2 separate regions of the Homo sapiens genome follow, and region 2 is linked to region 1. Evidence: chromatin contacts called from ENCODE Hi-C data. All regions are on one chromosome and are shown on one strand. Each heading gives the region's core, a stretch centred on a gene start or an enhancer-like site at or near the end of the contact. The rest is flanking DNA. Distances are from core to core; before and after follow the strand shown.

Evidence for each region. A loop is a pair of places that touch in the nucleus more often than their neighbours do.
Region 2: a map with no recorded cell type shows a loop between it and region 1 (2.1-fold over the local background). The contact joins the enhancer-like site here to the promoter of MGAT4D in region 1. A Hi-C loop is called at or near these places in 1 of 37 single-sample maps with no recorded cell type.

Annotation. Positions count from the first base shown.
Region 1 is chr4:140,496,579-140,500,688 of GRCh38, forward strand. MGAT4D (MGAT4 family member D) reads right to left here and starts at 1,715. Exons shown (of 11, transcript NM_001277353.2): 1 at 1,551-1,715. The coding sequence starts at 1,644. RefSeq lists enhancers at 1,235-1,736, 1,737-2,236.
Region 2 is chr4:140,600,909-140,605,106 of GRCh38, forward strand. No RefSeq gene overlaps it. Among named protein-coding and RNA genes, the nearest start is that of UCP1, 34 kb to the left of the region's middle. Within about 2 kb of position 2,632, at least 2 of the 41 ENCODE cell types and tissues checked have a DNase peak (open chromatin) inside an H3K27ac peak, as active enhancers do.

The sequences.
Region 1 (4,110 bases), core at 465-2,964:
ATGCCTGTAATCCCAGCACTTTGGGAGGCCTAGGTGGGTGGATCACCTGAGGGCAGGAGTTTGTGACCAGCCTGCCCAACATGGTGAAACCCTATCTCTACTAAAAATACAAAAATTATCCGGGCATGGTGGCACATGCCTGTAATCCCAGCTACTCAGGAGACTGAGGCATGAGAATTGCTTGAACCTGGGAGGCACAGGTTGCAGTGCAGTGGCCACTACACTCCAGCCTGGGCAACAAGAGTGAAAACTCTGTCTTAAAAAAAAAATTACTATAAAACTTTACATTTTGCTTTCTAATTAAAAGAAATCATTTATTTTTTGTTATAAGTGTGCTTATTGTTCATTGTGCTAAAATAGACATTTGGATGATGTTCTTTATAGAAAATGAAGAGGAGGGAAACTATGTCAAATGACTATAAAGATTAGTAGAAATATTATAATGCAGATAAATTAATATGCATTCCTAATCTTTGAAACAAGCAGGATATAGAATATTTTGTGTATATGATGATAAAATCTAGTATTAACTGGAGGGCTAAAACATGAAGCCACTCCCAAACTTCAACCTCAGCACTCCTACCAAGATTACCTTGTGTGCACTTAAGTCATACATGTGTAAATAAACGAAAATTTAACTGAAAACAACGTAAGAGCAATCGTGGAAGGCTGGGTTCATAATTTACAGGGTTCCTAAGTCTTAAACTGAAAAATTTAACTACTTGAATGCTAAAATTTTACACCGCGGACAACTAGGGTTAAAAGATCAAATATAGGATACCTGGTTAAATTTGAAATTAAAATAAAAAAGACGTAAATATTTTAGAATAATTATGTCCCATGCAATTTTTTATACTAATATATAATTGTTTATCTGAAATTGAAATTAAACTGGGCAACCTGTACCTTTGTTTCCTAAATTGGCACTTCTATGGGCCAGGAGAAATTGCATCTTGAGTGTGTGTGGGAGCGGAACACAGGCCTGCGGTCCATCGGAGAAGTCCAGGCGCTGGGCCGGCGCTGTAGGTGGTCAGGGACGTCCCTCTCCTTTCTACCACCTCTTTTCAGGTACGCAAAAAACACTCCAGGGAGGAGGGAGGCATGAAGCGGGGCCTGGTGATGTAACCCAGACCACGAAGGAGGAAAGATGCGGACAGATGCTGGCTGTGTAAGAGCAGTTCTTGGGGTCAGACAGCCATAGTTTCGAGAAGGAAGAACAGGAGAGGGGAAAAGCAGTGCACAGACGGGGTCCTTGAACCTTTGAGGAAAAGGGAGCGGCGGGTACCCTGGGCCAGATGCGTTAGCGCGCGTGCAGGCCGGACGCGGCCCTGGAGGAGGAGGTCGGGGCGCGGGTTACAGCCCAGCCGCCGCTGACCGGGGTAGGCGCGGCCTCGGGAAGGCACCGACGCGGGCCTCCCAGTGCCAGCGCGGGCGGCCGCCGCCAGCTTCCCGCATCGCCTCCGCACCCGCCGACCCTGCCCCGCCTGCATTCCTGCAGCCCCGAAGCCCCCGCGGCGGGAAAGGAGGCGGGAGGAGGGCCCGCCGCTTACTGGTTTGAGTTATCCTGTAGATGGAGAAGCAAGAGAAGCTGAACAACGCGACGGCGACCAGGGTGATCAGCAAGTTCACCTGCTTGGTCCTCATGGCCCTGGCCAGGCTGCGGGAGGCCGGCGGGTGGAGGCGGCGGATAATGCCAGGGACGGGGTTGAGCGCGCAGAGCCCCCTCCCCGCGGTGCCGCGTGGGTCCCCAGCACACCCGCCCTGGGAAGCCGCCTTGCCACAGAACTTCTGCACCTTTTGCTTCCTGCTCTAGGGTTCAGCGCGTGCTATAAACCGCTGGCCAGGGCTACTGGTCGTTAAAAACGATAAACTAGGGAAAGCGCCCCATTGCCTGGCACGTGGTGGGTGCGCAATAACTGTTAGGTGACTTTCCTCGAGTGGCTTATCAAAGCTTTACCCAAGCTGAGAAACACTAGAGCATCAGTAGGATGAGACTCTCTATGGACTCCTTGATCTCTCCCCTCTAAGCTCTCCTCTCATTGAGGACTCACTGGCAGTCTGTTATAATATCTGAACATTCTACTTCAAATCAGCCCTGCACGTTGGAAGGGCTGGCTTCTGTCCCCTTGAAGGGGAAGAAAGATTTGAACATACCCCAGCCTGAGGATGCCACTATAGCCTGCGTGTTCTCATGTGCTAATGGCTAGGAGCTGTGACTTTCCATTGAGCCGGGACCCAGCCAGATCTCAAAACAAGGAGCCAGGAGAGACACCTCAACTATGTTCTCCTTCACCCCTTCAGTCTGTTGCCGGTGCTTGCCTTTGGCTGAGCTCTACTGAAAACCAGAAGACAAGAAAGTTCAGCTTGATGTACTGGATGGTCCAAACCTGGCTTCTAGGCTGTGGAGCAGGTTGGAGAAAACGTAGGGAAGATTAGGGTGGGAGAAGGAAGCTATTCAGCATAAAGAGAGATCTCCATACTCAGCATTTCACTGCCTTCTTACTTGAGGTCCAGTTTTTGCATTTTCAGTTGCCTACCCAGCCCTTCAGCTTGAATGTCCCACATCAGATTCAAGATGTCCAAACTTCCTCACCAAGCTATTAATAGCTGTTTTCCCAGAGTCCCTTGATTTTATCAGTGGCATCATAGTTCTTCTTACAATCATTTGGACTCTGGTTCATTATATCTCATTATTTATAAAATCTTTAGTTACCTAAAGGATTGTGTTTCTGTTGCTAGCTACTATCCCCAATACTCAGATGATCACAGTGACATTCAAACTGGTCTCACTGTCTGCAGGATCTACCCTCTGCAATCCACACTTCAATACCAGATACTCTTCCTAGTTCACCACAGTCAGCTGTCACTGTTGTTTACGTAGCTCCACTCCTGAATGAAAATGGACCCACTCAATCGAAGGCCACTCACTGCTTTCTCATCTCCCAGGGCGCCCTTACATGCCTCTGGCACCTGCCAGACTCTTTTTTCAATCCTACTCTGAACATGTCATGTTCACTTCTCTCCTTCTGTGCCTTTTCTCTTTATGTCTGCCCCCTGCCCACAATGTCCAGTGTCCTCTCTGACCATTGAAATTTTTTCCACATCGTCAGGTCTCATGTTTCATCTGTTTCATGAATCAAAACCTGGCTACAGCAGACCACTCTGATTTCCCCTTCTCTGAATTTATTTAGTATGTAGGGCAGGGATGTCCAATCTTTTGGCTTCCCTGGGCCACATTGGAAGGAAAATTGTCTTGGGCCACAAATAAAATACACTAACACTAATGATAGCTGATGAGCTAAAACACACACACACATACACAGACACACACACACATTTCATAATGTTTTGAGAAAGTTTACGAATTTGGTTTGGGCCGCATTCGAAGCTGTCTTGAGCTACATGCTGCCCACCAGCCATGGGTTGGACAAGGTGATGTAAAGCCTCTGCCTTTCATTTTGATATATATCCCTAGGTACTTGCAGATAGGAGCTTCCAAAATGATCCTAAGTTACACCCATGGTTGAGGGAGAAATATATTCAAAGCAGATTGAATTACTGGTAGTTGTCCAAAGAAATGTACTTACACGTGTTAGCATAAATGGTTATGGAGGTCTAGGGAAGGATAGTTGCGGTAGATGCCTGAGAAAAGAGGGTTCCCTCATTCCTTTGCTGTGTAGTCATGCATGATACACAAGTTCTAAAAAGACCTGGCTGTGGGCAGAAGCTGACATCCCATTTCTACAAGGGAGCATGGGAAACAGAGAAGGAAAAGCTGCTTAAGAATTAACCCTCCCAACAAAGTTTCAGATGGACAGGAGGAATAATTTCCACTGATCTCTTGCACAGCATGGTGACTATAGTCAATTATAATGTATTGTACATTTCTAAAGTCCTAAAAGAGTGGACTTGAAATGTTCTCACCACAAAGAAATAAGTATGTGACATGATGGATATGTTAATTAGCCCGATTTGATCATTAAACAATGTATACATGCCTCAAAACTTCACACTATACCCCATACATGTATACAATTATTGTCTATTAAAAATAAAGAAATTTCTAAAAGAGAACTAATGCCATCAAGTAAACAATAAATAATTGAAACA
Region 2 (4,198 bases), core at 1,382-3,881, 110 kb after region 1:
CATGGGAAATGGCTTTTCTAACTTTTCATTATCTTTCTAACATTTTCACATGAAACTTAGGGGACTATTGGAGGAGGTATTTTTAGTATCATCTTTATCTTTTTTATTCCTTGTCTTGCTTGGGGTATGTCTTATGTTGGGTCCTAGTTAGGCTCAGTCCCTCGTATTAGAAATTTCTTGCCTATCCTTTTCTGCAGGCTTATTGAGGCTCAATTTTTCATATTAGAAATTTCTTGCCTATTATTCCTTGGGGGACTTGTTAAGGCTCAATCCTTCATATTAAGGATTTCATGCCTATCCTTTAGCCTTACCTGCTGGAGGGTCTTTGCACTTTACTTTCACTTCATCCACTCTGGCTGCTTCCTTGGCGGGAATGTTTCAGGTCCTTCTTAGCATTGATGGTGGGTCAGTATAAACCCCTGATGGGACCCCCAAAGGGCTGCCCTAAGCTGTATAAGGTGACCACAGAACTGCAGATTGGACTCACTCACTCTGCACAGCAGTAGTGCTTAGTACCACTCACACAAACAGCACCACAAATAGTAGCGCTTGTGATCATTCATACACACTTTCAACCTCCAGAATTCTGACCACCAAGGAAATACTCTGTTGCCCCTGTGACTTTTCTTACTTTAGTCTGTGCACAGAGTTACCTGGTTGCCACGGTATGTGAGCCTCATTTCTTCAAGTTGCCAGCTTTTTTATTCCTTGCATTGCTGAGAGTTTGGGTTTATTTGTCTCACTGTGTGGGTCTCATTCCTTTACCCCTGAGGCCACCACAACTAGGCAGCAGGGCACATCTCCTCACAGGAGAGGACTAGAGGCCCTTCCTCAGAGGAGAATGGGAAACCTGCACAAGCCCCCAGAGGAGAATGGGAATCCCGGATGAGCTCCCAGATTGTTGGAGATAAAAATGCTCTAGAAATAAATGCTTGGTACCACAAAGTGAAACCAGCACTCAGGCAAAAGTTTTCTCAGCAAAGCAATTTACTTCTGCAGACGGGTGCTACTCGTGTCAATCAGGGTCGCAAGAGCACAGGGAACAAAGGAAAGCAGGGGGTTTTTATAGTTAATGCAATTCCTACCTCTGTGTCTCTTCCCCATGGGCTGGGATTGGACCACACAATCTAAACTGACCTGATTAGCTACTTGTAAATATTTTTCTAAATATGGAAGGGAAGGGGGACATGAGGTACAGTGGTGAAGCATGTGAGATGTACAGTTTTGGGGGAACAATGGGTGCAGGTAACTAAGAGAAAAGATGTGAGCTATTGATTAGAGCTGACGGAAAGGGGGTAGGCTGTTTACAGTAACTAGGAGCAAGGTGGCATGTAGAACAAGAAAGTTAGATTTGAGAACAAAGGGCAAGGAAGTTAGCAGGCTAAACTTTTGAAGAGAAACTCACAGAAATTCATCGTATCCTACAAGACTTTCCCTACTGCACCCAGCACTACAATTGGGTCTTTGCTGTGAGAAACTACCCACCAGCCAAAATATCTGCTTTTCAGATTCTTTTGTCTTACAGGGTGATCCCTTGATATGGTGCTCTCCCCCTACCCCTAGGGATGCGGCTTCCTGAGAGCTGGACTGCAGCAATTGTTACTGTTCTTCTGTGTCCAGCCACCCAGCAGAGCTAACAGGCACTGGGCTGGTGCTAGGGAATGCCTACAAAGAGTCCAGTGATGTGACCAGGCTTCAGGTCTCCCAGCCATGGATACCAGCACCTGCTCTGGTGGAGGTGGCAGGGGAGAAACATAGACTTTGTGAGGATCTTTGGTTGTAGATATGTTTAGTGTGCTTTCTCAAATGCTGGTTATGCTAGCAGTGAAGTTGCCACTCAGATGGACTCAGGACCTCTGGTTAGCCCACATGTTGTAGGCAGTGGAATTAGCTGTTGATTTCTTCTTCTTGGGAGCAGTGTTATTGTCATGAGTTTCTGTAATCAGCTGAGTTGGTTGGCCTCCAGGCAGGAGGTAGCACTTGGAAGAGAGCACCAGCTACAGTATTAGCAGTGGGATATAAGCTTGCCCTACATTGGCTAGGGGAAGTGTTCTGGTTTCTCACGCAATGGTGGAAGGGGGGCACAAAGCTCCCTAGGGTTTATGTCTTTTGTGTTTGGCTACCAGAGTGCGTAGAGAAATACCATCAGGTTGGGGGAGGGCTAGGCAGGCCTGAGCTCACTCTTTTTGGACAGGGCTTGCCATGGCCACTGTGGGGGAAGGAGGGGTGGTTCTGAAGCCAATGGAGTTATGTTCTAGGGGAAAGTATGGCTGCCTCTACTTAGCAGTATTGTTCACCAGGGAAGTAGGGGATAGCTGGTAGCAAAAGGCCTTACCCAGCTCCTATGCAGTTGGTGAGGCCAATCTCACTCCCACGGTGCCCCGCTAATGGCACTGAGTTTATATCCGGGCAGCCTGCACAGAGAACTCAGACTTGCCCCAGGCCATAAGATTCCCTGCTGAGAAAGCAAGCAGGGCTTTCAGGCCTTGCCCCTCCCCATCTGCTCACAATGGTGGCAGCTTCTGCACTTGTATCTGCAGCAGTTCCTGTTCACTCCCCCACTAGTCTCCATCCTGGATTCTATTCAAGGAAGTCCATGCCCAATAGAGATTATCACAAAATTCACTTGGAAGCTTCTTTCACCCTGTGACCCCTCCCTAATTCTGCTGGCTGCCTTCCCTAAGGACCCCTGTGAATCAGGGTTGGTTTCCCCTAGCTTGAGCTGGAGACTGGGAGTGGCTGCAAGTCTCTTCCCACTGCTGTTTCTACTTTTATATTTCGTGTGGCTCTCTAAATCCATTCAAGCTGTAGGTAAGGTTAAGTCCTTCTCTGGTGATCTGGGTTTTCAGATTCCCCAGTGGGGATGTGTGTTCAGAGGCAGGTTTCCCCCGCTCACACTTTGGGAATTCACAGCTTTTCACCTGTGTATTAGTCTGTTCTCAAGCTGCTAATAAAGACATACCCGAGACTGGGTAATTTATAAAGGAAGAGGTTTAATTAACTCACGGTTCACCATGGCTGGGGAGGCCTCAAGAAACTTATAATCATGGTAGAGGGGAAGCAAATAGGTCTTTCTTCACATTGTGGGATCAGAAAGAAGTGTCCAGCAAAAAGGGGGACAAGCCCCTTATGAAACCATCAGATCGCATGAGAACTCACTATCATGAGAACAACATGAGGGTAACTGCCGCCATGATTACATTACCTCCCACCAGTTCCCTCCCATTACATGTGGGGATTATGGGAACTACGTCTCAAGATGGGGTTTGGGTGGGGACACAGCCAACCATATTGACCTGTCTTTCTGAGTTTGCAGCAGTGTGCCATTTCTTTCAAAGATCTCTCAATTCTTTCAGTTTTCCTGGTACATTTGTGTGTGGTTCTTGGAACAAAAGTTCACAGTGTGAATCTCCACACACTGTTCTGTCCATCCAAGTGGGAGATGCACGTTAACCCTGCCTCCTATCTGCCGTCTTCCGAAGCTCTTCTCCTGACTCCTAGTTTAAATGCACATTGTAGTCTATCTCCAGACCACAGTGTGGTTGAGAGCCATGGGAAATGTCTGTTTTGTGACTCTCCAAGGACATGGTTTCAGACATAACCCCGTCACTCAAACTGATACAGATAGCTTTAAGGCTCGCCTGTTCTCTGATGTGGCAGTATTGCTGCTTCTTGCAAAGCTGGGACCCCCCCCTTTAGGCCCGTGTAAGTGGGCGTTCATTGTGGTGGTGTTGGGTGGGTGGGTTGGCCTGACCTCAGGCCCTGGAGGAAGTGGTCAGGTGCCAGCAGAGTTGGAATGCGATAGGTAGTTCCCCAGTTCCCAGGCCCCTAGTGGGTGAATATATACAGACCTGGTGGATAGCATATATGGGTCCTGAAAGGGCTGGACATTTTTAGCTATGTCTAGTTTTCTACACAGCTCATCCATTGAGTTTTTAACTTCAGTTATTATTTTTATCTGTTATGAAATTTGCATTCAATTTTTATTCCATTCTTCTCATGAAATTCTCCATCTAATTTATATTCTTAAACAAATTAAATACAATCTTTTAAAAGCCTGTGTGTATCTGATAATGCCAATATCTGGATCATCTGTGGGTTTGATTTTATTTCTGTTTTTTTCTCTAGTCCTGTCCCATAGTATACTTGATACTTTTAAAATTAAATGTCATACATATATATGAAAAATTATATAGGA